Regions from separate parts of the Homo sapiens genome. Here region 2 is linked to region 1. Evidence: read pairs that join two places in POLR2A ChIA-PET (ENCODE). Cell type or tissue: A673. All regions are shown on one strand. Each heading gives the region's core, and the rest is flanking DNA. Links, peaks and the distances in the headings are about the cores only. Region 1 overlaps MMRN2 (multimerin 2). Region 2 overlaps BMPR1A (bone morphogenetic protein receptor type 1A).

Region 1 (15,074 bases), core at 3,898-11,897:
TGGGCTCAAGCAATCCTCCTACCTCAGCCTCCTGAATAGCTGGGACTACAGGCATGCGCCACCACACCTGGCTAATTTTTTGTAGGGATGAGGTCTCACTACGTTGCACAGGCTGGACTCAAACTCCTGGGCTCCAAGGATCCTCCCACCTCAGCCTCCCAAAGTGCTGGGGTTACAGGCGTGCGCCACTGTACCTGGCCCTCTTTTGGAATACAGTGTTTCTTGGGTAAATCTTGGATGTCTGCTCACTTAAGAGGAGAAAGACTGAGAAACTGACTGGAAGCTGGGGTGTATGAATACTCCTTTCTTACCCATTTTGTCATAGGATCTTCTGGTTGGCTATTTTTATGGGAGAACCCCTGCTGTCAGCAGCTTTGGGTCTTTTCCTCTCGGGCTGGCTTATTTTCCTGAGAAACTTTTCCAGTCTGCTGCTGAGAGGGTAAAGCAGGCTGGGGACTCAGCACTCAAAATATGGTCACTCGGCTGGGTACAGTGGCTCACGCCTGTAATCCCAGCACTTTGGGAGGCTGAGGCAGGTGGATCACGAGGTCAGGAGTTTAAGACCAGCCTGGCCAACATAGTGAAACCCCGTCTCTACTAAAAATACAAAAAAAATTAGCCAGGCTTGGTGGTGGGCACCTGTAATCCCAGCCCACTTGGGAGGCTGAGGCAAGGAGAATCGCTTGAACCTGGGAGGTGGAGGTTGCAGCAAGCCGAGATTGCACCACTGCACTCCAGCCCAAGCGACAGTGCGAGACTCCGTCTCAAAAAAAAAAAAGTCACTCGAATCCCCCGCCCCTGCCTTTCCCAACACTATCCCCTGTGTGACAGTGCTTGATGGCCCCAGGACAAAGACCGGCTCCAGAGAATAAAATCCCGGCACTGACAGCCACTTCATCACCAAGGCCTCTGAATGCTGCTTTCTAAGAGCCCACAAATGTGGCCACTTCTCCCATGTCCACCATCACTCAGTCCAAGTTGCCATCATCTCTCCCCAGACCGTGGACACAGCTGCCAACGTCTTGCCCTCCCATCATCTCTGCACCCAGGGACCAGGGTGGCTCTTTCATGCCACTTCCCTGCTGAAACCCCTCCATGATTTCCCATGCCCTCAGGACATGGGCCAGCTCCTCCGCTGAGGTCTGGCTTCTCCCTTCATCCCAGCCTCCTTCTGCAGCCCCTTCCTCACCCTCTTGCACCCCTGTCACATCTGGTGCCTCATCCGACTTTCTGGCCTTAAGACACAGCCCCATTAGCTCCTTCTCCTGAAAGTCTCTGCAGATCCTAGCACTTCTCACCCATTCTAAGAGTGCCCGCTCTCCCTGGGGATCCTGAAGGGAAAGTCTGCACCTCCACATCCACACCCTGAGCTTGAGTGCAGCACCCGGCACCCAAGAGGTGCTGAGCTGTACTGTGCCACAGAGATCATTGCCACTTTCAACTCTGACGAGCTCTGTTCTGGGAGCTGGCTGCCTGGGGAAGGGCTCTCTGACCACTGCCACTGACCCCATGGAGTCAGCCACTGGGTCTGTGAACTGGGGCTCTGTCAGCATGAGTGTCCCCCCGCTCCTGGGACCACCACAGTACATGCTGGTGAAGGGCCAGGATGGAAGGGCTACCTATCAGGTGTGCGGGATGCTGAGTGTGACCCCCAACCACCTTGCATGACCTTGATGCGGTGGCCATCCCAGAGAGGACACTGCTCCACCCAGCTGCTTACCTTTCCTTAGGACAACTGTTTGAAAGTCCCTTTCTAGAATGGTCCTAATGGGCATGGCCAGGGAGCTGGTCCCTCATGTAAGTAGCAACTGGGCAGGCTGCCAGGGCAGCTGGAATGGGGCAGTGGAGCTGTGTTCACAGAACGCTTGTCAGGAGCCAGGCACCTGGTGCTTCTCTGCCCACTTAAAGGAGGGCATTACGATCGCCATTGTATAGATGGGGAAAGAGAAGCTCCCTAAGTGCCTCACTCAGGGTCACACAGCCAGAAAGTGTGAGGGATTCGAACCCAGGATTCTCCAGCCCCAGCTGCACGTTGGTAGCAGGAGAAACAGCGAGAGCTTTCTGGCTCTGTGGCTAACCTCACCAAAGGGAATCCATGCAGACAGCTGCAGTGCACACGGTGTTTTCCCCACACTCTGGCTGTTAGTTTTGTTGGCTAAAACAATCATCACCCTGGAGCTGCTTTTCACAGTTCTAGATTGTGGTGGGTTTCTCAGCCTCTCTGCTGGCTCGGGGAGGCTTCGGGAAGGTGGTGGAGCAGGTGCCCTCTTTGCAGGTAGGGATTGTGAAACATTTGCTCTGGAGCCCAGGGATGAATAATGCGGAAGGCTCTCTTCTCAGGATAATGGATTCCAGAATCCCAGCACTGCTCCGGCAGGAGGCGAGGACCGGTGGCTCTGCACTGGCACCCCCTGTTGACCTGGGTGTGGCTCAGCAGCCTTCTCCTCTGGCTTGTTTTCCAGTAACTGGTGCCCCTACCCAATGTCCAAGCTGGTCACCTTACTAGCTCTTTGCAAAACAGAGAAATTCCTCATCCACTCGCAGCAGCCGTGTCCGCAGGGAGCTCCAGACTGCCAGAAAGTCAAAGTCATGTGAGTAGGGGAGGGTGGGCCATTTGCCCAGGCCTGGAGCGGGCCCTCCCTGGAATCACTGAGCCAGCCCTTCTCCTCTTCCAGGTACCGCATGGCCCACAAGCCAGTGTACCAGGTCAAGCAGAAGGTGCTGACCTCTTTGGCCTGGAGGTGCTGCCCTGGCTACACGGGCCCCAACTGCGAGCACCACGGTAGGGCTCCCTGCGGCCCCCTTCCCCCCTTGACCTCTGATCCCCAAGGTCAAGCAGCTCCTCTGACCACTGGGGTCAATAACTAATGCTTTCTTCTGCAGATTCCATGGCAATCCCTGAGCCTGCAGATCCTGGTGACAGCCACCAGGAACCTCAGGATGGACCAGTCAGCTTCAAACCTGGTGTGTTGCTTTCCGGAAGGGGAAGGCAGGCAGGCTGGTGGGGCCCATGTAGCCAGCTGGCCCTTTTTCCTGTGATACAGCAGTGCCATTTCAGGGAAACCTTGCCTCCAGAATCAGCAAGGCCTGCTCTGTGGCCTGTACCACCTCCCACCTTGAAGGCCAGGCTCACAGGGCCCCCAGCGGCCTACTGGCCAAGCACACACACCCTTTTCCTTCACCCCATCTTCTGGGAAGGACTGGTTCATCTGGCACTTTCCTTGCCCCGCTGAACCACACAAGCCCTTGTGCCTGGAAAAAGCATTCTCACCCTTTCCCACAGCCCTAACCAGAGCCAGGAAGTCATGCTGTCCTTGGTCTTGGAGTCAGCACAGGAAACCCACCAAGAGACACCATTTGCAGCAGGGCCCTTTAAGGCTGGGCCCAAGATTGAGAAAGTAAATGAGTTTCATTATGTGGTGAAGTATTTATTGACAAGGGCTGCCAAGAATGAAGTTGTGAGGCCATGTGCATGTGCTGAGGAGGGGAGTGTACCATGATTGATTAGTCATGTCTGCTGTAGGTGTAGGAGGCAGGGTGAGGGCTCACTTGCTATGCATTTGCCCTCCAGGGGTTTAAGGCTTCTAAGCTCCTGCTCAGAGGACATCAGCAGCTAACTTCCCTGCTCTCAGCCTTCAACTCTCCTTCTCTGAACCTTGTGATCTTCCCAGGCCTGGTGAGTTAGCCCTTGACATTTATGTCTGCTGTGTATTTAGGCCACCTTGCTGCAGTGATCAATGAGGTTGAGGTGCAACAGGAACAGCAGGAACATCTGCTGGGAGATCTCCAGAATGATGTGCACCGGGTGGCAGACAGCCTGCCAGGCCTGTGGAAAGCCCTGCCTGGTAACCTCACAGCTGCAGTGATGGAAGCAAATCAAACAGGGCACGGTGAGTGGCAGGCTCTAGGGGCTGAGGAAGAGCCTGGTCACATTGAGGGGAGGAGGGGAGGACCCCGCTGGTCCCAGCCTGGGAGGAGTGTCTGCTCCTGCAGGGCTTGTGTCACACCACATGTCTGTTGCAGAGTTCCCTGATAGATCCTTGGAGCAGGTGCTGCTACCCCACGTGGACACCTTCCTACAAGTGCATTTCAGCCCCATCTGGAGGAGCTTTAACCAAAGCCTGCACAGCCTTACCCAGGCCATAAGAAACCTGTCTCTTGACGTGGAGGCCAACCGCCAGGCCATCTCCAGAGTCCAGGACAGTGCCGTGGCCAGGGCTGACTTCCAGGAGCTTGGTGCCAAATTTGAGGCCAAGGTCCAGGAGAACACTCAGAGAGTGGGTCAGCTGCGACAGGACGTGGAGGACCGCCTGCACGCCCAGCACTTTACCCTGCACCGCTCGATCTCAGAGCTCCAAGCCGATGTGGACACCAAATTGAAGAGGCTGCACAAGGCTCAGGAGGCCCCAGGGACCAATGGCAGTCTGGTGTTGGCAACGCCTGGGGCTGGGGCAAGGCCTGAGCCGGACAGCCTGCAGGCCAGGCTGGGCCAGCTGCAGAGGAACCTCTCAGAGCTGCACATGACCACGGCCCGCAGGGAGGAGGAGTTGCAGTACACCCTGGAGGACATGAGGGCCACCCTGACCCGGCACGTGGATGAGATCAAGGAACTGTACTCCGAATCGGACGAGACTTTCGATCAGATTAGCAAGGTGGAGCGGCAGGTGGAGGAGCTGCAGGTGAACCACACGGCGCTCCGTGAGCTGCGCGTGATCCTGATGGAGAAGTCTCTGATCATGGAGGAGAACAAGGAGGAGGTGGAGCGGCAGCTCCTGGAGCTCAACCTCACGCTGCAGCACCTGCAGGGTGGCCATGCCGACCTCATCAAGTACGTGAAGGACTGCAATTGCCAGAAGCTCTATTTAGACCTGGACGTCATCCGGGAGGGCCAGAGGGACGCCACGCGTGCCCTGGAGGAGACCCAGGTGAGCCTGGACGAGCGGCGGCAGCTGGACGGCTCCTCCCTGCAGGCCCTGCAGAACGCCGTGGACGCCGTGTCGCTGGCCGTGGACGCGCACAAAGCGGAGGGCGAGCGGGCGCGGGCGGCCACGTCGCGGCTCCGGAGCCAAGTGCAGGCGCTGGATGACGAGGTGGGCGCGCTGAAGGCGGCCGCGGCCGAGGCCCGCCACGAGGTGCGCCAGCTGCACAGCGCCTTCGCCGCCCTGCTGGAGGACGCGCTGCGGCACGAGGCGGTGCTGGCCGCGCTCTTCGGGGAGGAGGTGCTGGAGGAGATGTCTGAGCAGACGCCGGGACCGCTGCCCCTGAGCTACGAGCAGATCCGCGTGGCCCTGCAGGACGCCGCTAGCGGGCTGCAGGAGCAGGCGCTCGGCTGGGACGAGCTGGCCGCCCGAGTGACGGCCCTGGAGCAGGCCTCGGAGCCCCCGCGGCCGGCAGAGCACCTGGAGCCCAGCCACGACGCGGGCCGCGAGGAGGCCGCCACCACCGCCCTGGCCGGGCTGGCGCGGGAGCTCCAGAGCCTGAGCAACGACGTCAAGAATGTCGGGCGGTGCTGCGAGGCCGAGGCCGGGGCCGGGGCCGCCTCCCTCAACGCCTCCCTTCACGGCCTCCACAACGCACTCTTCGCCACTCAGCGCAGCTTGGAGCAGCACCAGCGGCTCTTCCACAGCCTCTTTGGGAACTTCCAAGGGCTCATGGAAGCCAACGTCAGCCTGGACCTGGGGAAGCTGCAGACCATGCTGAGCAGGAAAGGGAAGAAGCAGCAGAAAGACCTGGAAGCTCCCCGGAAGAGGGACAAGAAGGAAGCGGAGCCTTTGGTGGACATACGGGTCACAGGGCCTGTGCCAGGTGCCTTGGGCGCGGCGCTCTGGGAGGCAGGTGAGTTCCTGGGCTGGGGAGACTGGACGAGCCTAGGAGGCCAGGGCCGGCTGCCGGCAGCTCTTCTGCCTCCAAGAGGGCCAGGAAGAAAGAGAACAGGATGGCCATCCGTCACCCCTACTAGGTCCACCTTCCCCTTGGCCCACCTGCTTCTCAGGGGTGTGGGTCTCTCAAGCTACCTGGCTTATGGGGAGACAGAAGTCACAAGAACCACCTGCTAGTGCCAGAGCCCGTGAGCGGCATAGCCTGGAGGCCACAGGCACAATAGTGCCGCCTACTGCTCCTGCTACAGAGAGGGCATCGCCTCCTGCCCTGCCAGGGCAGCCTTCAAGTCCCCCCATCTCATCTCTTCACCTCACCCCCTTCATTCCCATGTGCGTTTAAGCCACTGTATCTAGGAAGAATGTGGATAGGGACTGTGGCCACTTGCAGCCCCACTTAGTTCTGTTTCATTTTCCATGATTTTAGTTTTTTTTTTGTTTTTTTTTTCTTTTTCTTTTCTTTTTTTTTTTTTTTTTAAGATGGGTCTCACTTTGTCGTCCAGGCTTGAGTACAGTGGTGGGATCATGGCTCACTGCAGCCTAGACCTCTCCAGGCTCAGCTGATCCTCCCACTTCAGCCTCCAGAGTAGCTAGGACTTACAGGCATGTGTCACCATGCCTAGCTAATTTTTGTACTTTTTGTAGAGACAGGGTCTTGCTATGGTGCCCAGGCTGGTCTCAAATTCCTGGGATCAAGTAATCTGCCCACCTCAGCCTCCTAAAGTGTTAGGATTACAGGTGTGAGCCATGTGCCCAGCCTTGATTTCAGTTTCTTGCATCAACCACGATCAGAAAATAGGTGAGTACAGTACAATAAGATTTTGAGAGAGGGAGACACCACATTCATATAACTTTTATTACAGTATACTGTTATAATTGCTTTATATTTTATTATTATTGTCAATCTCTTACTGTGCCTAATTTACAAGTTAAACTTTGGCATAGGTATGTACATAGAGGAAAATAAATAGTATATATAGGGTTTGGTACTGTCTGAGATTTCAGGCACCTGCTAAGGTCTTGGAACACACCTCAGTGGACTGTACAGGGAAAGCCGTGGGCCCTGAAAGGAGCTCATTCCCTCTGCAAATACAGTTAACCTGTCTCATCGCTCTGTGCTAGTCCCCTTCCTGGGCTTTACCACAATGGCCCATCCCAACAGGTCAATGACACACTCATCAGCACTTCCATCTTACCTGAAACTGAGGCGCAAACACAAGTTTCCTGCTTGCACAGCTAGTGAGCAGCAGAGGAGCGCTGTCTTTAGGGTGCCGGTTCTTCACCTCCAGAAGGCCCTCCATGGCTGGTCCCTGCAGGGCCCTGGGCCTGGGAGCTGGCTTTGAGGCTGAAGGCATGTGCAACCAAGCTTCCCATCCCCTCCCTGAGTGTGGTCCCGGGAGGGGGACAACTAGGCTCTGTGTCTCAAGTGACTCTCTCTGCCAGAGGCTGGCCTTGGAGCTGTGGCCTCTCCCCACCCAGACACAGGGCTAAGTACAAGGCCACCATCTTGGCCATGTGCAGCCTGGCGTGTGGCAAGTCCAAGGCCTTGTTGAAGGTCCCGTCCCAGGCAGCCCCTGCCCCAGCTGACCCTCCCTATGGCCCAAGAGGCAATGTGGAGCAGTGGGAAGCACCCAGGCTCTGGCATCACTTGTCTGTTTCTTCCTCAGTAAAATGGCAGAATCCCTACCCATGTCAAAGTTTTGTTATGAAGACTGCTGCGTTTACCAAATACCTAGCACGAGGCTTACCTCATGTAGGAACGCAGTCAACGTTTTCCCATTTCCCCAGCATTTTCAGGGTTCAGGTTGTGTCCACCGACACTGACACTTCTCTCTTGTTTCCTCTCGTGCGTGGTGCAAGGCTTCAATATGCTGATGACTTTCAGAATTTGCCCCACGGTTTGGAAATGTGTTTACCACGACGATATTTATTTCAAAAAAATGTTGTTCTTAAAAACAAATTTCCAGGCCGGGCGCAGTGGCTCATGCCTATAATCCCAGCAGTTTGGGAGGCCGAGGCGGGTGGATCACTTGAGGTCAGGAGTTCAAGACCAGCCTGGCCAACATGGTGAAACCCCATCTCTACTAAAAATACAAAATTAGCCGGGTGTGGTGGCGGGCGCCTAATCCCAGCTACTCGGGAGGCTGAGACAGGAGAATCACTTGAACCCGGGAGGCAGAGGCTGCAGTGAGCCGAGATTGCGCCACTGCACTCCAGCCTGGGCAAGAAGAGCGAAACTGTCAAAAAAAAAAAAAAAATTAGCCCGGTGTGGTGGCAGGCACCTGTAATCCCAACTACCTGGAAGGCTGAGGCAGGAGAATCGCTTGAACCTGGGAGGCAGAGGTTGCTGTGAGCCAAGATAGCTCCATTGCACTCCAGCCTGGGCGGCAGAGTAGGACTCTGTCTCAAACACACACACACACACACACACACACAAACACACACACACACACACACACACACACACACCCCAAATTTCCCTTTATTTGTTTGTAGGAAGGCTGTAGGGCTTGAATGTGTGCCCTGCAGGGAAGCACACTCTGAGTTTGCACAGCCCTTCCCGCATCTTAGGGCCTGTCAGGCGCAAGGCTGGGTTGGGGTGGGGGTCTCTCTCTGCGGCGGAACTCCCTGCGCAGGCGCCCGGACGGAACGGCCGGAACGAGGGCCTAGCACCGGTAGAGGGCGCTGCGGGCCGGCCTTCCTTCGGCTAGGCAAGAGAACCACCTGCAGGGTGTTAGGGGAATTGCAGAGGCAGCCGCCGGCCTCTGACTTGGGCACAATCTTTTTTTTTTTTTTTTTTTTTTTTTTTTTTTTGAGACGGAGTCTCGCCCTTTCGCTCAGGGTGGAGTGCAATGGCACGATCTCGGCTCACTGCAACCTCCGCCTTCCGGGTTCAAACGATTCTCCTGCCTCAGCCTCCCGAGTAGCTAGGATTACAGGCGCCTGCCACCATGCCCAGCTAATTTTTGTAGTTTTAGTAGAGACGGGATTTCACCATGTTGGCCAGGCTGGTCTCTATCTCCTGACCTCGTGATCCGCCCACCTCGGCCTTCCAAAGTGCTGGGATTACAGGCGTGAGCCATTGCGCCCGGCATTTTTTTTTTTTTTTTTTTTTGACGGAGTTTCACTCTCGTTGCCCAGGCTGGAGTGCAACGGCGTGATCTCGGCTCACGGCAACCTCCGCCTCCCGGGTGCAAGCGATTCTCATGCCTCAGCCTCCCAAGTAGCTGGGATTACAGGTATGCCCCACCACGCCTGGCTAATTTTGTATTTTTAGTAGAGATGGGATTTCTCCATGTTGGTCACGCTGGTCTCGAATTCCCGACTTCAGGTGATCCGCCCGCCTTGGCCTCCCAAAGTGCTGGGATTACAGGCGTGAGCCACTGCGCCCGGCTGATTTGACACAATCTGAACACAAATGAGAAAGCTATTCTCAGCTGTCTAATTCTCAGAAAATCTTCCAGAACTAGAGAAAAGCAACATTTTTTTATTCACAAAGGCTTGCTGGATTGGGAGTCAAAGAGCTGAGGCTTGAGTTCCGGGACCCAAGTCAGTAATTGCTCAGCAAACTGCTCCTCTGAAGGCTTTGGTTTTATCACCTAAGAAATGGGGACCTTGTTTTAAACCCCTACAGAGGGAGCAAGTTGAGGAACCCCATGGTGGACATGACCTCGTTGGTGCCAAGGCCAGTGTCACAGCCAGGACCCAAGTAGGACTTACCTTTCCTGTGCCATCTCATGACCCTGTCCCCAGCTGCCCAACCATGCTGTCCAGGCAGCAGGACTGGCTTCTTCCTGGCTGTTTGTACACCCTCCACACATGGCAGCTTCCTCTGCTTCTGTGCCCGTGCATGGGCCTGGCACCAGTGTTCTGTCAGTGTTCCTGTCCTAAGGCTGGCCAAAGTGGTCCCTGCAGAGAACCAGAAGTCTAGAGATTCAAGGTCTGTTCCCAGGAGGCTTGGTAATTTACTAGTTGTGTGGTCTGGAGCAATAAGCTTTTTCTTTCTGGGCCTCAATTTACCCATATGTAAGATGACCAGCTTGGCCAGTAACAGTGGCTCACACCTGTAATCCCAGCACTTTGCGGGGTTGAGGTGGGAGGACCGCTTGAGCTCAGGAGTTTGAGACCAGCCTGGGCAACAGAGCAAGACTCTGTCTCTACAAAAAATAAAAAATTAGCCAGGCATGATGGCGTATGCCTGTAGACCCAGCTACTCAGGTGGCTGAGGTGGGAGGATTGCTTGAGCCCAGGAAGTTGAGGCTGCAGTGAGCCATGATCGCCAATGCACTCCAGTCTGGGCAACAAGAGACCCTTTATCAACTAAAAAAAAGAAGACCAGCTTGAAGGGGCTTCTCTTCCCTGGCTCCACCTGCTCTTTCCTTCTTTCTCCAAGGTTCTGTCTTCAACATCCAGGAGGATCCAGCCTTCATGGCTCTGCAGATACCTTCCCAGTGTTAGCATTATTATTACCTTGAGGATGGATATTTTCTCCCTCTCCCCTGAGTATCTCAAGATTCCTAGCAAGTGGTGGTCGTCTGGGAGTCAGAGACCCGTGTTCCTGTCCCAGCCTGCCATTTACAAACCATGTAGCCTTGGGCAGCCGGTGAAGGATTCAACCTGTTTTGTCAATCAGGGATACTGTCTCTCAAGGAAGTTGGAAGGAAAAGGGATCAAACGAGAAAGTGCTTTGTGGCTGGGCATGGTGGCTCACCTGCAAGCCCAACATTTTGGGAAGCTGAGGCTGGAGGATCACTTGAGCCCAGGAGCTCCAGATCAGCCTGGGCAACATAGTAAGACTCCATCTCTACGTTAAAAAAAAAAAAGGGCTGCAGTGAGTCATGACCACTGCTGCACTCCAGCCTGGGAGACAGAGTGAGTCCCTGTCTAAAAAAAAAATGAAAGTATTTTGTTAAAATGTACACCAGCTCAGACAACAGACTTGCATTTTCCTTCCTCTCTATTAGTGAAAAACAGAATTGGCCATCTAGCTTTTCTCCTGCAATAACACTGCTGTTGGGAATATCTAGGTTATCTAGAAATAGTGACCTATTTCCATTGCTAATAAGGTGAGGACGGTAGGTCTCAGGGTTTAATTTCCCACCCAATGGTGTAAGGGATGAATCACTAAGCACTGTCCTGTTATGTTTCAGGATCCCCTGTGGCCTTCTATGCCAGCTTTTCAGAAGGGACGGCTGCCCTGCAGACAGTGAAGTTCAACACCACATACATCAACATTGGCAGCAGCTACTTCCCTGAACATGGCTACTTCCGAGCCCCTGAGCGTGGTGTCTACCTGTTTGCAGTGAGCGTTGAATTTGGCCCAGGGCCAGGCACCGGGCAGCTGGTGTTTGGAGGTCACCATCGGACTCCAGTCTGTACCACTGGGCAGGGGAGTGGAAGCACAGCAACGGTCTTTGCCATGGCTGAGCTGCAGAAGGGTGAGCGAGTATGGTTTGAGTTAACCCAGGGATCAATAACAAAGAGAAGCCTGTCGGGCACTGCATTTGGGGGCTTCCTGATGTTTAAGACCTGAACCCCAGCCCCAATCTGATCAGACATCATGGACTCGCCCAGCTCTCCTCGGCCTGGGGCTCTGGCCAAGGATGGGCTGGAGGTCATTCAGTTGGTCTGTCTCTTCCCTGGAAACCTTCTGCAAAGATGGTGTGGTGTACGTGGCTTCCCTGTAACCACATGGGGCTTGGCCATTTCTCCATGATGAGAAGGACTGGAATGCTTCTCCGGGCAGGACATGGTCCTAGGAAGCCTGAACCTTGGCTTGGCATGCCTTCTCAGACAGCACGGCCTGGGCTCCAACTCTTCACCACACCCTGTATTCTACAACTTCTTTGGTGTTTTGCTCCTCCTGTGGTTGGAAACTTCTGTACAACACTTTAAACTTTTCTCTTGCTTCCTCTTCTCTTCTCCCTTATCGTATGATAGAAAGACATTCTTCCCCAGGAGGAATGTTTAAAATGGAGGCAACATTTTGGCCAACATTGGAAAGCACTAGAGGGCAATGGGATTAAACCAACCTGCTTGGTCTCTATTAGTCAGTAATGAAGACGACAGCCTGGCCAACCAAGGGAAAGGAAATTAGTATCTTTAGTTTCAGTCATTCCTTGTAGGATATGGTTTAGCTGTGCCCCCACCTAAAATATCATCTTGAATTGTAATCCCTATAATCCCCACATCAAGGGAGAGATCAGGTGGAGGTAATTGGATCTTGGGGGCGGTTCCCCCATGCTGTTCTTGTGATAGTTCTCACGAGATCTGATGATTTTATAAGTTTGATAGTTCCTCCTGTGTTCATTCTCCTTCCTGCCACCTTGTGAAGATGCCTTGGTTCCTCTTCACTGTCTGCCATGATTGTAAGTTTCCTGAGGCCTCCCCAGCCATGTGGAACAGTGAGTCAATTAAACCTCTTTCCTTTATAAATTATCCAGTCTTGGGCAATTCTTGATAGCAGTGTGAAAATGGACTAATACACTTGTGTTTATCTGTAATTTAAATTTCATGTCTTTTTCTCCTTGCCTTACATAGGGTAAAGACCAAGAAATGCCAAACGTGAACTAAAATATGTAGGGCCTTCAACTTTTTTACTTCCTCCAGTATCTTAGGACCATCGTAATTCTTGTTAGCATCTCTAACCAGGAGGCAGCTGAGGGAGGAGGGAAAGAAGACTGTAAAAATCCCCCTCACTAATGATCAACTTTGGAATAAAGTGATGCCCTTCAAATCTCTGCCTCATTTACTTCTGGAGGGCAAAAATAATTGGTAGAGTAGGTAAAAAAAACATGGGACAACGTGAAACTATGTGGGTAAATGTGACTGATTATTCCAGGCCCTGTTATGTAGAATGATTTCCGTTTATTCTATATAAAACACTTGGAAGTTTCCACACTAGGCAAAGATACTAATACTGGACTAGACAGTACAGCTCATAGCTGCAATTATTCCTGTAATATACCAGCATATGGTTTTCAAAAAAGTTCAGATCCTATAGCAAACTGGCCTGAGAAAACAGTCATCTAGCTATCAGAAACAAGGTTTTTTTTGGTATTAAGTACTCAAAATTTGTTGAATATAGTCTTCTCTATAAGAAAATCAGATTGCTGAGGCAGGAGAATCGGTTGAACCCGGGAGGCGGAGGTTGCAGTGAGCTGAGATGGTGACACTGCACCCCAGCCTGGGAGACAGAGCGAGACTCTGTCTCAAAAAAAAAAAAAAAAAAAAATCAGACTGGACTTCGTAGTGAGTTGCTTGTTGGCGTTAACAAGGTTATCAGCACTTCTCATTGTTTGCTAGGAGTTATTACTTCACTTGTTCCTCAGAATTTATTTAGCACTAAGTTTTGTGCACTCAATGTGCTAAAACATCGGTGTTAAAAGGAACAGTATGCCAGGCCACACTGCTCATGTTTGACCTGGGGTAAATCACAACCTCTCTTGAACTTTGTCTTTAGTGTGAGGTGGTTGATCTTACAGCTCTAATTAGGTATTCTGGCATTCTTTTTTGAGACGGAGTCTTGCTCTGTCACCCACGCTGGAGTGCAGTGGCGCAATCTCAGCTCACTGCAACCTCTGCCTCCCAGGCTCAAGCAATTCTCCTGCCTCAGCCTCTCGAGTAACTGGGATTAGAGGCACCCACCACTATGCCCGCCTAATTTTTGTATTTTTAGTAGAGACAGGGTTTCACCATGTTGGCCAGGCTGGTCTTGAATTCCTGACCTCAAATGATCCTCCCACCTCAGCCTCCCAAAGTGCTGGGATTACAGGTGTGGGCCACCACGCCTGGCCTCTGGCATTTTATTATCTTAACCACAGGTTTAAGTATCACCCACCCCCGGTGCAGCTCTCAGTTACCAAGACCAATTCTGCCCCAAGGCATGAAGCAGACGGCCACGCCAGAACAAAGATTAGAAGCCCAGTAGCAGGTGAGCCTTGCTGCTGCAGACTGTGCTGTGTCTTCTTTCTGCTCAATCATGCAGTGACTGGTCAGGCTCTGCTGTTAACAGTTGAGACATTAGGTAATGCAGTCTTATCCTTTGGAAGTTACTGCCCATAGTAAATGAAGTGAATTGATCCCTTCTGGAAGGGGTACATGTCATCCAACCCTCATACAGTTGGTCCTCTTTGAGAGGAAGATTATACATGAAAGTGCTAACGGGCAAGCTCTGCCAACAGCATGGATGTGTCACTCCAGAAGTTTCTGGGATGAGAACTAGAGAAATGGTTCTTCTGGACAGGGTGTTTTCCATGCAACAAAACATATATGACTGCATTTCACAAAACCTTAACATCAAGTTTAAGGGCAAATTTTCTGTTTAAACGGTCCTAAAATTAGGACCCCCCCCCCAGATTAGCAAGACTTCTGAAGTTCATCTGATAGACTTCCTGTCTCCACCTGGGTGGAGGCTCCTCCTGTCCTGCAAGCAGACCCCCCGTTACCCAGACCAGCGGTCAGCACCCTCACTGTGGCACCCAAAACACCACAATGGACGGAGCACACGGTGGTACCTGCAAACCTGATGTGGAAAAAATATTTTAAAATCCCCAAATTGGTGGCTCATGCCTGTAATCTCAGCACTTTGGGAGGCCGAGGCGGGTGGATCACCTGAGGTCACGAGTTCAAGACCAGCCTGGCCAATGTGATGAAACCCCATCTCTACTAAAAATATAAAAATTAGCCAGGCGTGGTGGCGGGTGCTTGTAATCCCCACTACTCGGGAGGCTGAGGCAGGAGAATCACTTGAACCTGGGATGCAGAAGTTGCAATGAGCTGAGATCGAGCCGTTGCACTCCAGCCTGCGCAACAAGAGTGAATGAAACTCCATCTCAAAAAAAAAAAAAAAAATCTCCAATTGGAAAACAAGAGACGGTACCATAAGTACATCAGGACATTTTAGTAATTCCTGAAAAATAGAAGGGATCAGGTCTGAAATGAAACAGCAACAGGAAATCATGACCCCAAACATGTGAGACTGCTGGGGAGATGGGAGTGATTTGGGCGGAGCCCCAAACTCAAACCCAGCCCTTGAGACATGTTGGGGAGGCAAGGGTTGAAAAACTAACTGTTGGGTACTATGTTCAGTATGTGGGTGATGGCATCAATCATACCACAAACCTTAGCATCACACAACATACCTAGGTAACAGATCTGTACATGTAGCCCCTGAATCTAAAATAAAAGTTGAAAAAA
Region 2 (15,074 bases), core at 4,033-12,032, 120 kb after region 1:
AATTTAAGGTGGCCTTCCAAGGATCCGCAGGATTTGATACTATGCAAGGAGGGAGTAGTGCAAGTTCACACGAGCATTCCACAGGGAGGGTCAGGGAGGATACTTTGTGGCTGGTCATGGCCCCATGGAGGGTCTGGATTCTATGGTTGTGAAGCAGGATCACCAATGTATGGTCTGATCCAGATGACAAATATACAGCTGCCCTAAGGCCCATGCCCACAGCACACACAACTGCTCATTTTAGTTCTCCTTCCAACCAAGCATTAAAGACCTCATAGTGCTTTTCCATACAGAATCCTCAGCAGCCAAGATGTCAGGATGTTTGAAATGCATCTACCATTCTTTAGGAAGTAAAGAGAAGAACATAAAGATAAGAAAGAGCATGGGCTCTGTAGCCAGACTGAATACCAAGGTTAGAATCCTGGCTCCACCACTTAACTGTTGTAATCCTTTGACCAAGTTGTTTAACCTCCTCCGTACCCAATCTGTAAAATGAGGATCAAAGGAGTTAATATAGGTATGGCACTTAGAACAGTGCCAGGCAGACAGTAAGCACTAAGTGTAAGCTACTGTTATTGTTCTCTATCAACAGGAAACCAACTGTATTTTCAGAGAGTAATTAGAAGTTTATACGGGAGAATAATACAAGCAGCTGTATTAAAAGCTTGCTGGATACAGAAAACACTGTGAATCACTGGTAGAAACACCTTCCATTATTTAATAACATTGCCTAATAATAGCATCAAACACTTGCTGGTTGATTTAAGAACAAAATTATGGCAATAATATTTACCGAGTTCCATTTATCAAACATTTACTATGTGCCGGTTACTGTGCTAAATTCTATACATTTATTATCTTGCTTAATCCTTAAAATAAGCCTATGAGCCAGATACCACTAGTAATCCCATATTACAGATAAGAAAACTGAAGCTCAGGCCGGCACAGTGGCTTGCATCTATAATCCCAGCACTCTGGGAGGCTGAGGCGGGCATATCACCTGAGGTCAGGAGTTCGAGACCAGCCTGGCCAACATGGTGAAACTCCATCTCTACTAAAAATACAAAAATTAGCCAAGCATGGTGGCCTGTAATCCCAGCTACTTGGGAGGCTGAGGCAAAGAATCACTTGAACCCAGGAGGCAGAGGTTGCAGTGAGCCGAGATCGCGCCACTGCACTCCAGCCTGGGTGACAGAGTAAGACTCTGCCTCAAAATAAAAATAAAAATAAAAATAAAAACGGGAAAAAAAAAGAAAACTGAAGCTCATAGTGATTAAGTAACCTTCTCAAAGTCACACAGTTAATACATGGTAGATTTGGGATTTAAACCCAGATCAGCCAGACTCTAAACATTGTACTTTTAATCCTAATGCCATACGTTTTCTTCCCAAATCCTGAACCAATTGCCCATGACTGTGATAATGGTTGTACAGATCCGTGAGTATACTAAAAACCATTGAAGTGTGTGCCCTTTAAATAATTGTATGGTATGTGAATTATATCTTAATAAAGCTGTTTCAAACCATTAACAAAAAATAGTAAAATCAGGATACAGGGTCCTTGGGGTTTTACTCATACACAGACTGGGACTAGAATAAAAAGGAAAATTGAATTCATTTTGGATAGAAAAATGAGTATTTTTCAAATGGAAAGATTTAGAACCTGTATATAAATACATGACACATGCTAAAGTTGGACCTAAATAATGAATAAAATGTAGATCAAGAAATATCTGTGAGGCCAGGCATGCTGGCTCGGGTCTGTAATCCCAGCAATTTGGGAGGCCGAGGTGGGTGGATCGCTTGAGCCCACGAGTTCGAGACCAGCCTGGGAACATGCAGTTCGAGACCAGCCTAGGAACGTGGTAAAACCCCTCTCTACAAAAAATACAAAAATTAGCTGGGTGTGGTGGTGCGTGCCTGCTGTCCCAGCTACTCAGGAGGCTGAAGTGAGAGGACCACTTGAGCCTGGGAGGTCCAGACTGCAGTGAGCCATGATTGTGTCACTGCACTCCAGCCTGCACAGAGCCAAGAACCCGTCTCAAGAAACAAAAGGAGGGAGGAAGGAGAAGAGAGGGGGAGGGGGGAGAAAAAAGAAACATCTGTGGGTAATGATGATGTCACAGTGATCCCCTTATCATCAAGTCAACGTTTTGGCAAGAGAGAGGTAACAACATGATCATATTGTTATTCACTTTTAGCAAGGGAGCAGCACAAAATGTGGGCAATAGCATAAAGTTTTTTGGAAAAATGTAATGAAGTTAATGGTCTCCTGTACAGCCTTGGGAGGTATAAATGCAGCCTCTCTAGAGAGCAACTTAGCAATGAGCATGATGTACCCACTAGCTGAGCAATCCTACTAATAAAAATCCACATTTAAAAAAAATCATGTTGTGCACCCAGATTTAGTGACACGTATGGTCTTACAACACGCTTAATGACGGCAGAACAAGCAAAAACAAAAATAATGTAAATTATAGTACAGTCAGACAATATTGTTAATAACAGCTGATGTTTATTAAGTGCCAAGAATTATTTCTATGTGTTAGCTCACTTAATACTTACAGCAACCCTAGAAGTTAGTAAGAATGTTATAACTATTTTCAAGATGAGGAAACTAAAACCCAGAGGAGTAACTTCCTTCAGGTCACACTGCAGCAGTAACTGAAGCCAGGATTTGAACCAAGGCAGTCTCAACACCGCCACTTCGTGTAACTACAAATGTTATGCCACACGAGAATAAGTACTTGGAAATATACTCACAATATATTAAGATAGAAAAAATCAGATCACAAAATAACCATGTGATCCTTTTCTGTTTAATGCATTTAAAAAGAGAGCGATGGAAATGACATGCCCTAGAGCTTAACAATAGGTACTGCTGGTATTACAGTTGATAATTGTCTTCTTTATACTTTTCCATATTTTCCAAATTTTCCACTGCAGGATGATTTTTTTAAATGACCTTCTTTAAAAAAATAAGTGAAAAGATGATTATTATTTAAAACACTGCAAAAAAGGACAAGTAACAAAAACCATGGAACCAGCAGTTAAATCTGCTATTGGGGTTGCTGATTCCAGAGAAGTGGTAGATGCCAACCAGGCAGTGGCCAGTAAGAAGTATATGAAACAGTGACAGGTGCTAAACAGGCATCAACTAGCATCCGGAGAAGTCCGGGGGGAGGGCAAGGAGCACGGTACATAGCTCTGAGGTAATGGCAGTATCAAGGGAAGGTTTTGCTGGTTTGTTTTGAACTTGAAGGAGATTTGATCAGTGTTACAATCGAACTAGAAACAGTCAAGGATGGAGAGATGGATAATGAGAGGGAGGTCTCAGACGATAAGGACTGAGCCTTAGAAAAAGGGAAAACTTCGTGTGAAACAGCCGAGAAGGAAGAAAAGAAGTCATACAGTGATCTTTGAGGTGGAGACAGAAAAAACTGACAGACTTTAATTTGGTACCCTCTAGCTTCTCTAAGAAAAAAAAAAAAAAAGATGTCATCTTCCAAACTAAAAAAAGGTGATTCTGGGTGCAGTGGCTCATGCCTGTAATCCCAACACTTTGGGAGGCCAAGGCAAGAGGATTGCTTAAACCCAGTAGTTTGAGACCAGCCATGGCAACGTGGCAAAACCCCATCTCTACCCAAAAATTTTTAAACAGCCAGGCATGGGGGCATAATCCTGTAGTCCCAGCTATTCAGGAGGCTGAGGTGAGAGAACCACTTGAGCCTGGGAGGTGGAGGCTGCAGACGAGCTATGATCACACCACTGCACTCCAGTCTGGGTGTCAGAAAGTTAGACCCTGTCTCAAACAAAACAAAACAAAAACTAAACTAAAAATGTGGTATTAGGTACAGGGTGAGAAGCAGGGTTAGTAGGAAAAGTGCTAGAAAGCAACTGGATTCACCTTTTGCCAGAGCTAGCAGAAACCATCAGCCTAATCATCAATTGACCACAACTTCTCCTCTGGACAATTCACATTACAGACATAAATAAGAGTATTGCAGTAAGTTGGAAAAATCGTTTATTATTCACAGTTAACATGTACATAAGCTATGCCACTCATAACTGAAGAACCCATGGTATGCCTGGAGACTGTTACCCTACCGGTAATTCCAAGGATAACAACCACTACCACAATCCATGAGGCTGACGTGATAAGTGCCATTACTTTTAGATGAGATGCATAGGCAAAAGAAGCACTAGGCTTCAAGCATAAATTTCTAATTTGACAATAAAAACTAGTTTGCTATGAAAATTCAAGTTGTGGCCGGGCACGGTGGCTCACGCCTGTAATCCTAGCACTTGGGGAGGCCGAAGTGGGCGGATCACGAGGTCAGGAGATCGAGACCATCCTGGCCAAAATGATGAAACCCCATCTCTACTAAAAATACAAAAATTAGTTGGGCATGGTGGCGCGTGCCTGTACTCAGGAGGCTGAGGCAGGAGAATCGCTTGAGCCCAGGAGGCAGAGACTGCAGTGACCTGAGATCGCACCACTGCACTCCAGCCTGGGAGACAGAGCGAGACTCAAAAAGAAAAAAAAGAAAATTCAAGTTGTAAAGATCTCAAATTCTGTATAATTGAAAAGTTTTCTAAGACAAGCCAATTGTTACAAAACATGGTATTTTTAACACACATACAGAGATCTCCAGAGATGTAAGTGGCTTTAAAAAATAAGTAGCAATAATAATAGTAATAATAATAATAAATAAGTAGCCATTTCTTCATGTGTGAGGATACAGTCACGGAAATAAGAATATAAGATACAGAGGTAAGAGCTGAGTACTGTTTAATACGTGGCTGGCTTCACTTGCATGCCCAATGCTTTACATGCATTACCGCATTTCATCCCCAAAACAATTCGGAGGCAGGAATTCTTCGGGTTCATTCAACGTATTTACTGACTGCTAGTTCTGTGTCCCAGGAACTAATCTAAACCTCAGCATACAGCAATGAACAACAACAAAAAAATCCAAAAAATCTTGCCTTCTTGGAAACTGTATCCTATTTCAGTGTCTGTCTTAAGGGGCTTGAGTAATTTCTCTATGGAGTCAAATAAAGTGGGTGGCAGAGATGGAACTCCAATCCAGGTATGTCAGATCACAGGTACACAGTCTGAATCATTCAAACTATGATTCTAGCATATGTAACTGCTGCTCAATAGAGAGAAAAAATAACTTCTACATTTATCTGAGTTTTTCAATAATAAATAGTACTTATTTGAGAATTTTGAATATTTTGTTGTTTTGCTTATACTACTGCCCTCCCTATAGGAAATGACCTGTCAAGAAAAACTAGCACTAATCCTCAGTTAACGTTTCTTTCCATTCACTTTATAAATTTTAAAGCAAAAAATCCTGAGACAAAAGCAATCTGAAAGCCTCTTCATCTGCGCCCTAAAATTATTAACCGAAGAACTATTCATACTTCAGCAAACTTCAATCTTCAGTTAACATGTTTCTTTCCACTTAATAAATTTTAAAACAAAAAAACCTGAGCTAAAAGCAGTCTGAAGACCTCTTCATCTGCTCCCTAAAATTATTAGCTGGCGGGACACGGTGGCTCACACCTGTAATCCCAGCACTTTTGGAGGCCGAGGAGGGCAGATCACGAGGTCAGGAGTTCGAGACCAGCTTGGCCAACATGGGGAAACCCTGTCTCTACTAAAAGTACAAAAATTAGCCAGGCATGGTGGCAGGTGCCTGTAATCCTAGCTACTTAGGAGGCTGAGGCAGGAGAATCGTTTGAACCCGGGAAGCAGAGGTTGCAGTGAGCTGAGATCATGCCATTACACTCCAGCCTGGGCAACACGGTGAGACTCCGTCTCGAAAAAATATTAATCAAAGAACTATTCACACTTCAGCAAACTTCTTAAAATATTAGAGGAAACTCTGCTAGTACTTTATTGAAGATTTTGGCATCAACGTTCCTAAGAAGTATTATCTGTAGTTTCCTTGTAGTATCTTTGTCTAACTTTGGTGTCAGTGTGATGTTGGCCTCATAGAATGAGTTGGAAAGGGTTCTCTTTCTCCAGTTTTTTTTGTTTTTGAAAACTTGAAGAATGGTATTAGTTTTTCCTTAAATGTTTGGTAGAATTCACCAGTGAAGCCATCAGGTCCAGGGTTTTTCTTTTCTGTCAGGAGATTTTTGATTACTCATTCAATCTCCTCACTAGTTACAGGTCTATTCTGATATTCTGTTTCTTCATTATTTAGTCTTAGTAGGTTTTGTGTTTCTAGGAATCTGTCCATTTCATCCAGGTTATCCAATTTGTTGGCATTTGTTTACAGTACTCTTTTAGTTGCATATCCACGTTAATGGCAGCATTATTCACAACAGCTAAAATGTGAAAGTAACCCAAGTATCCATGGATGAATGAATGGATAAGCAAAATGTGGTATATGCATACAATGGAGTATTGTTCAGCCTTAAGGAGGAGGGAAATTCTGAGACATGCCACAACATAAACCTTGAAGACATTATGCTAAGTGAAATAAGCCAGCCACCAAAAAGAAAAATACTAAATGATGCCACTTATATGACGTACTTAGTAGTCAAGATCATAGAGACATCAGTAGAATCATGGTTGCCAAGGATGGGGAAAGGGAAGAAGGGAGAGTTGTTATTTCAGCTTTACAAGATGAGTATATTTTCAGCTTCACCAGATGAAAAGAGTATGGGAGATGGATGGTGGTGATGGTTGCACAACATTATGAATGTATTTAATACCACTGAACTATATACTTAAAAATGGTTAAAATGATAAATTTGGGGTATGTATATTTTACCTTGATTTTAAAAATTGGAAAAAAATATTGTAGAAATGGGGATGGCTGGAGAAGAGCTTTATCGCAAAGACTCATTTTTTCACTTGTACTTTCATTATCTGAATTATTTAATATGCAAACAGATCACTGATAATATGCACATAGACTCATATTATTATTATCTTTCCCTTAACAAGTTAATTCCTGTTAGAATTTTCCACCAGTGTCTGGTGTATCTTGGGTGCTGTTCCCATAAAGAGTGGTTCGTCAACCCCAACTGGACCCTCTCTGCATGTAGGTGAGGCTTGTGAACTAGCAGGCTTTACTGCAGGGTAACTCCTGCTTGTGCAGATACGGAGAGCCTTAAATATCGGGCTCTGTTGATCTCTTTCCTGAAGCCATTCGATTTCTTAGAAAAGAGTCCTTCAGTCTCCTAGGTGAAGTGTATAACTCCAATTGTCAGTGCTCTGCAAACAAGTGGAAAAAGGACATGGACAGAAATTAAAGACAAGGAAGTGTATCTCCTGATCCAGTAGGTCGACTTTCGCTTAATCCCCATCTGTAGTGTACTCCTCTTCTGTACTCTCTTCAAATCTGGAGTTTCACTGATTCAGTTTCTCTGACAATCAACTGACCAGCTTTTGTCAAAATGAGGGAGGGGTACTGAATTACTAAGGTAGGGGTCAGTGCTGCGGATAATGCCACAAATGTGACCACGTGTATAATTTTAAATTTTCTAAGCAGCTTCATGAAAAAAACTAAAGAGAAAGCTGAAAATAATTTCAATACATCTTATTTAACCCAATGAATACAAGATGTTAATATGTAATATAAAAATTATTAAGATATTTTACACCTTTTTTTCCAAATATAGTATTATTTTAAAGTTACAGCACATCTTAATTAGGACTAGCCACATTTCAAGTGCTCATGGCCACATGTAGCCTAGTGGCTGCCATGTTAGACAGCACAGGTCTAAGTGATGCTGTGGTAACAACCCCAACATTTCAATGGCTTAGCACAACAGAAATTTATTTCTGCCTCATGTAATATGTCCAACACGGGTATGCAGGGGCCATTTCCAGTTATTCAAAGAGCCAGGCTGACCACCTTGTTCCTGCATCAAATGAATCCTATGACCAGGGATATCCTAGGCAAGAAAGAGAGCAGAGCATCTTCATGGGCTTTTCACTATGCCAACTCAGAAGTAACACAACCTCCCTCAAAGTCCACTGGCCAGCATCAGTCACCTGATCCCATCTAACATCAAGGAGCAAAGGAATTAAATGTTCCCATCAGCCTGGGACTAAAGAAGACCTAGATGTGGACGAGCACTAAGAAGTCACTGCCACAGGTAGGCACTTGGCCGCGTGGGTGGGTGTGAGGCACAGGATCTCAGTCCTAGATTCCAGGGTATCGCTATTTCATATACAGATTTTTAAACCAGTGTTTGGCCTGAACTCTCATCTCCAGTTACAGATAAAACCAGTGCCTGCAAATCTCCAGCCTTGAGAGAGGTAAAGACTGATTTGCTTCTTCCATGTCCCTCTACAAGCCAAATAACAAACAAGTCTTCATTGGAACGAACAGTGGGCACATTTGAAGATGCAGATGGTGCAAAGGGCCTATAGCGTAAGGGTTGAAGTGGACAAGCCCTGATGAAGCCCTGATGAACTTGAAAATGACCAACCAGACCTCCCTGCTAGGAAACAGCCTCACTCACACAGAAAAAAAACTGCTGAAAATTAAAACAGAATTGAACAGGAAAAGGTTCTCCAGAAACAAAGGAAAGAGGAGGCCCACATAAAAGTGAGGGGCAGTAGTAGAAACAGGAGACCTCAAAGGCAATCTGTGTTTCATAACGGAAAAATAACTCTGTGAAATTAGAAATGCTATCCTGAGTCACTAGGCTTTCTTCCAAACATTCAGGAAAATGAACTTCCAATAAAACTGACCCATGGCAAAGTTTTCAGATCCAAATCTCATAGAAGTTATTATAAGAAAATGGGGAAGGGGCTAGGCATGGTAGCTCACGCCTGTAATCCCAGTACTTTGGGAGGCCGAGGCGGCAGACCACGAGGTCAGGAGTTCAAGACAAGCCTGGCCAATATGGTGAAACCCTGTCTCTACTAAAAATACAAAAATTAGCCGAGCATGGTGGCGCGCACCTATAGTCCCAGCTACTCGGGAGGCTGAGGCAGAAGAATTGCCTGAACTCAGGAGGCAGAGGTTGTAGAGAGCCGAGATAGCACCACTGCGCTCCAGCCCAGGCGACAGAGTAAGACTCCGTCTCAAAAAAACAAACAAACAAAAAAAAACAGTGAAGGAATCGGGAACAAAACAACAAAACAACATCCTCCTTACAGACAAATACATCATGCTAGAAGGCCAGAAACACAAAGGAGATTAAAATTAGAACCTACTATTAGTATTTCAAAATGAGCTAAAAACATTAAGAAAATTATATAAAGCATGAAAAACAACATCAGAACAGAAGAAACTCAGAAATGTGAGAACATGACTCAGTAAGTAATTAGAAATTTAAAAATTTATTTGAGAAATGAAGAATAAAACCCAAGGAACACAAGAATGAATATTACAGATAATGCCTTCGAGAAATTGAAAGTAAGAAGGAAGATAATTCTAAAAACCAAAAACGAAATGATGAAATAATAGGATTCTAAAGAAAGCAACAAAAATTGTTCCTATTTCTTATATAACAGGAATCCCTGGAGAAAGCAAAAGCAGGAGAACAAGCAACACTAAAAACTGTAATCCAAGAAATTTTTGCCAAAATTAAGAAAAAAGAGCTAATGCAGCCCATACTCTCAGCATTGGGGAAGCTGAGGCGAGAGGATCACTTGAGCCCAGGAATTAGAGGCCAGCCTGGATGACATGCCAGGACACCAGAAAAAAATTAGAAACTACATATTTAAGGCACACATTGCATACTGGAAAATACTGGGCCAAAATAATCAATACCAAGATATAGTAAAATTGCAGGATTTTTAAGGAAAAAATAAACTTGAGCATCTAGGCAAAAACATCAAGTAATTTATAAGGGAAAAAAACTACATTAACAACAAACTTTCCAAAGCAACATATTATACCAGAAAATAAAATACTCAAGGAAGGAAAATGAAAGCCAAGAATTTTATGGCCAGTAGAACTTTCGAGTATAAACATTATACATATTATCAACATACAAAAACTCAGGGAATATTGTTCCCATAAGCCCTTCTAGAGATATCTACTAGAAAATGAGTTTGAGAGAACCCATGTAGATAGAGGGATACTGACATAGGAATAGAGGTGAGCGCTAAATAGTTACCTGTCGACTACACAGGGACGAAGAGGAACAGAATACAAGGGCGCATAATGGGTGTGCGTTCTAATGGCAACATGCCCTGGTGATATATGGAAGACAACTGCACAGGGAATGGGGGGAAATGGAGAGCGCATGCAAAGAATGGTTTTAACTGGTTTCAACCCATGGTGGATATATTAGTATTGTTGTTTTGTAACTGTCAGAGACATAATATGTGACAAAATAAACGAGTAATTATCAAATATTCTACCACACCTATGTCCTTGAAAACCAGGATTCCGAGGGTAGTACCTCCCAGCACTATCCACTTAGAATTAGAAACGAAGACTAACTCAGTAGCAATAAGCATTAGAACACCCCAACAGTCCTGGCAGTGGTTTTGAAATACCATTTCCCACTGAAAAAAACCCAAGGCTTCTTGGAGATATTCCAGGTGTGAGGCAGAAATTGTAAAAGATGTTCCCGGAAAGTCTCATTTTATAAGGTAGTGAGGGGACAAATCACAGACTATGAGTCACTTTAGAAGGACTCAGAAGCCTACCAGAAGAGGCTGCCCTTGGCCAAAAACGAACAATTTGAGCTTTAACAGGTGTAAGAATTACAATGGACTGAACCCCAACAAATGAGTTCATAACAATTCAAAAAACAAAAAGGAAAGAAAATCACCTTCAGAGAAGATAGGGAACCAAATTCATTATTTTTAAAATTGTTACAATTCCAACTATATGACATTTCTGGAAACAGCAAAACTATGAAGACAGTAAAAAGATCAGTGCCAGGGGTTGAGAGGAGGGAGCGATAAATAGGCAGAAAGCACAGAGGATTTATAGGGCAGTGAAACTATTCTCTATGATACCATAATGGTGAATAGACATCACTCTGCATTTAATATATAATATAACCCATATAATGTACAACACCAAGAGTGAACCCTAATGAAGCCTAAAGACTTTGCGTAATAAGGACATGTCAACATAGGTTCATCAATTGGAAACAATGTGCCACTCTAGTGGGGGATGTTGAGAGTGGGGCAGGCTATGTACATGTGGATTGGGGGGATATGGGAACTCTTCGTACTTCTTCAATTTTGCTGTGAACCTGAAAATGCTCTAAGAAACAGTCTGTTTTTAAAAACTGCCAGTAAAAGGAGAGAACAAGCATGTATCTTGTCTTTCCTATTCCCTGGAGAACTAAAAGGCATACAGCACTGTAGGAATATGCTGGTAATCCCATTCCTAGGTACTTAGCTGGTGAAATGTAACCTATGTGCAAGCAAGAAATGTATACATGAATGTATAGAGCAGCTCTATTCATCATCGCCAAAAACTGGACACAACACGTAAGTCCTTCTAAAAGTGAACGAATAAAAAACTGGCACATCCATCCAATGGAATGATAATCAACCACAGAAAGGGACAACACTCTTCACACATGCAACAACCTGGATGACCCTCAAAAGGCATAATGCTAAATAACACAGTCTCAAGAGGGTACTTCAAAAAGACAAAACTAGAGTGACAGGAAACAGGTTGCTGGTTTCCAGAGTTGGGGTGAAGTAGGGGTGTGACTGCAAAGGGATAGCAGGAGGTTTTCCGGTGACTGAACTGCTCTGTATAATGACTTGTAGTTTGTTATATCTATAGATGTGTTAAAATTCATAGAACTGTATATCCCCAAAAGCTCTATTTTTAGGGTTTTTTTTTTTCTTTTTTGCCCTGGAGAGCAGTGGCATGCTCAGAGCTTACCACAACCCTCAAATTCCTGGGCTCAAACAATCCTCTCATCTCAGCCTCCCGAACAGCCAGGACTACAGGTTGACACCACCACGCCTGGCTAATTTTTCTAATTTTTTGTACAAATGATGTCTCACTATGTTGACCAGGGTGGTCTTCAATTCCTGGGCTCAAGCGATCCTCCTGTCCCTGCTTTTATTAATTTTTAAAATAAAATTTAAACAAAAGTTTGTCAGCTAACAAATGATAACAGAATTAGACTATCATACATTTGCAAACCCCAATGAAGACCTAATCAGCATTCAGCATCAAAGCTACTAAAATAATATCACAGAGACACAACCACACATTGTGTGTCTCCTAATATAATAGCATACTGACTGCCTGTAAGATAGACAAAAGCCCTTGAACATCAGAATCTGATCACACCTCTTGGTGTAGCTGCCAATTTGCAGGAAATACAGAGACAGAGAGAAGCTGAACTGTACCATGGGAACATAATTAGAAAAATCCAGACCATAGGAAACTCTACAGGTCAAATAGGCAAAATTCTTCAACAGATAAATGAGAGGCAGGAAGGGGAGAATCCATCCATTAAAACAGACTTAGAAGACATATTAAGACACACAAAAATACAAGCAACAAAGGGAAAAACAAATATAAACTGAACATCATAAAAATTAAAAATTGTGCTTCTGGCCGGGAGTGGTGGCTCACGCCTGTAATCCCAGCACTTTGGGAGGCTGAGGCGGGTGGATCACTTGAATTCAGGAGTTTGAGACCAGCCTGAGGAACATGGCAAAACTCTGTCTCTACCAAAAATATAAAAATTAGCAGGGTGTGGTGGTGTGTACCTGTAATCCCAGCTACTCGGGAGGCTGAGGCAGAAGAATCACTTGAACCCGGGAGCCAGATGTTGCCGTGAACCAAGATGGCACTACGGCACTCCAGCCAGGGCAACAGAGCAATACTCTGGCTCAAAAAACAAACAAACAAAAAAACCAAAAACGGGCCGGGTGCTGTGGTGGTTCACCGGCAAGGTGGGTGGATCACCTGAGATCAGGAGTTTAAGACCCGCCCGACCAACATGGCAAAACCCCATCTCTACTAAAAATACACACACACACACACACAAATGTTGTGCTTCAAAGGGCACCATCAAGAAAGTGAAAAGACAACTCAAGGAATGGGAATGGTAGAAAATTTTTGTAAATCATGTAACTGATAAGGACTTGTATCTGGAATATATAAAGAACCATTGAAATTCAACAATAAAAAGAGAAATAACCCAGTTAAAAATGAGCAAAGAATCTCAGACAGTTCTCCAAAGAACATATGCATATGAGCAATAAGCACATGGAAATATGCTGAACGATATCAGTAACAAGGAAACACAAATAAAAAACACGACAAAATACTTCAGACCCACCTGAGTGGCTATAATAAAAAAATAATAACAAATGTTGCCAAGGATGCAGAGAAGCTGGAACTTTTATAACCTGCTGGCAGGGCTGTAAATGGTGCAGCCATTTTGGAAAAGAAAACCAGTTCTTCAAATGGTTAAGCACAGAGTTGATTCTGTAATTCTTTTCCTATATACCGAAGAGAAACAAAAACATATTTCCACACAAAAACCTGTACAAATATGCTCATAGCAGCATTATCTGGAACAACAGCCAAAAGGTGAAAATAACCCAAATGCCTTATCAACCAACGAATGAATACATTACTCTACACAATAAAATAATATTCAGCAGCCAGGCGTGTTGGCTCACGCCTGTAATCCCAGCACTTTGGGAGACTGAGGCGGGTGGATCACCTGAGGTCAGTAGTTCAAGACCAGCCTGGCCAACATGGTGAAACCCTGTCTCTACTAAAAAATAATAATAATACAAAAATTAGTCGGGCGTGGTGGTGGGCGCCTGTAATCTCAGCTACTCGGGAAGCTGAGACACAAGAATCGCTTGAACCCGGGAGGCGGAGGTTGCAGTGAGCCGAGATCATGCTACTGCACTCTAGCCTAAGAGACAGAGTGAGACTCTGTCTCAAAAATAATAATAATAATAATATTCAGCAACTAAAAGAAATGAAGTACTGATACGTGCTATATGGATGAGCCTTGAAAAAATGTGCTAAATGAAATATGCCAGGCACAAATATGCAATTCCACCTATATGAGGCACCTCGAACAGGCAAATTCATATTAGACAGAAAGTACTATAGTGGTTACCAGGGGCAGGAAGGAAGGAATACTACAGAGTTATTGTTTAATGGGTAAAGAGTTTCTGTTTGCGGGTAGGCGTCCTGGCTCACACCTGCAATCCCAATACTTGGGGAGGCTGAGGGGAGAGGATCGCTTGAGGCCAGGAGCTGAGGCCTAGACGACAGAATAAGACCCTGTCTCTTAAAAAAAGAAAAAAGAGAAAAAAAAAAAAAAAAAGAGGTCGGGTGTGGTGCCTTACTCCTGTAATCCCCGGACTTTGGAAGACTGAGGCAGGAGGATCACTTGAGCCCAGGAATTCAAGACCAGACTGGGCAACATGGCAAAACCGCATCTCGGCAAAATAAAAATACAAAAATTAGCTAGGTGTGATGGCACGCACCTGTAGTCCCGGCTACTTGAGAAGCTGAGGTGGGAGAATCGCTTGAGCATGGGAAGTGGAGGTTGCAGTGAGCTATGATTGTGCCACTGCACTCCAGCCTGGGTGACAGAGTGAGACCCTGTCTCAAAAAAAAAAGGGAGGGGGGCCTGTTTGGGATGATGAAAAAGTTCTGAAAATACATAGTAGTGATAATTCCATGACACTGTAAATATACTTAATGCAACTGGAATTGTATACTTTAAAATGGTTAAGATGGTAAATTTTATGTTATGCATATTTTATAATTTTAATAAAACAGGAGAGGAAAAAAGTCAGGAGACTGATTTTTTTTGCCTTCCCTATCACTGAAATGAGATTTTTCACAATGAATGAACGACTCATAATAAAAGAAGATCAAAACAGATAGGTGAGCACAGGACTCAATATGAGTTCAAGTTCTTTTGTTCCAAGACAGGATTATAATTTACAATTCAAATACTGAGAAACATTCAGGGAAGATAACTGGATCCCTATAAGTAACCTGTGATGAATCAGAGAAACGAAAGATTACTGAAGATGGGCAGGTTTGGTAGCCATCCTGATTTGGGTAGCAGGTGAGAGATGGAAATTCTGGAAACTGAAAACCAGACAAAGTTTGACCA

The links. Peaks named below come from ENCODE experiments on the same cell type or tissue, not always from the same donor. Only the 100,000 strongest peaks of a DNase experiment are listed, where the experiment ranks them.
Region 2: POLR2A ChIA-PET joins it to region 1 with 20 read pairs; 2 of 35 experiments call an interaction of 5 or more read pairs at or near these places.

What each region holds. Positions count from the first base shown.
Region 1 is chr10:86,933,078-86,948,151 of GRCh38, reverse strand. MMRN2 (multimerin 2) reads left to right here. Exons shown (of 7, transcript NM_024756.3): 2 at 2,463-2,591; 3 at 2,676-2,782; 4 at 2,884-2,964; 5 at 3,717-3,890; 6 at 4,024-5,835; 7 at 11,027-12,612. The coding sequence ends at 11,409. Among named protein-coding and RNA genes, the nearest start is that of MMRN2, 17 kb to the left of the region's middle. RefSeq lists enhancers at 2,935-3,508, 7,283-7,783, 8,213-8,262, 8,406-8,700. In A673, for the core only: a CTCF peak has its summit at 8,575 (motif pointing right); a DNase peak (open chromatin) is centred at 8,571.
Region 2 is chr10:86,808,792-86,823,865 of GRCh38, reverse strand. The region is part of intron 1 of BMPR1A (bone morphogenetic protein receptor type 1A); the gene reads right to left. Among named protein-coding and RNA genes, the nearest start is that of BMPR1A, 60 kb to the right of the region's middle. In A673, for the core only: no CTCF peak of the experiment used is centred there; a DNase peak (open chromatin) is centred at 11,645; H3K27ac peaks cover 1,424 bases.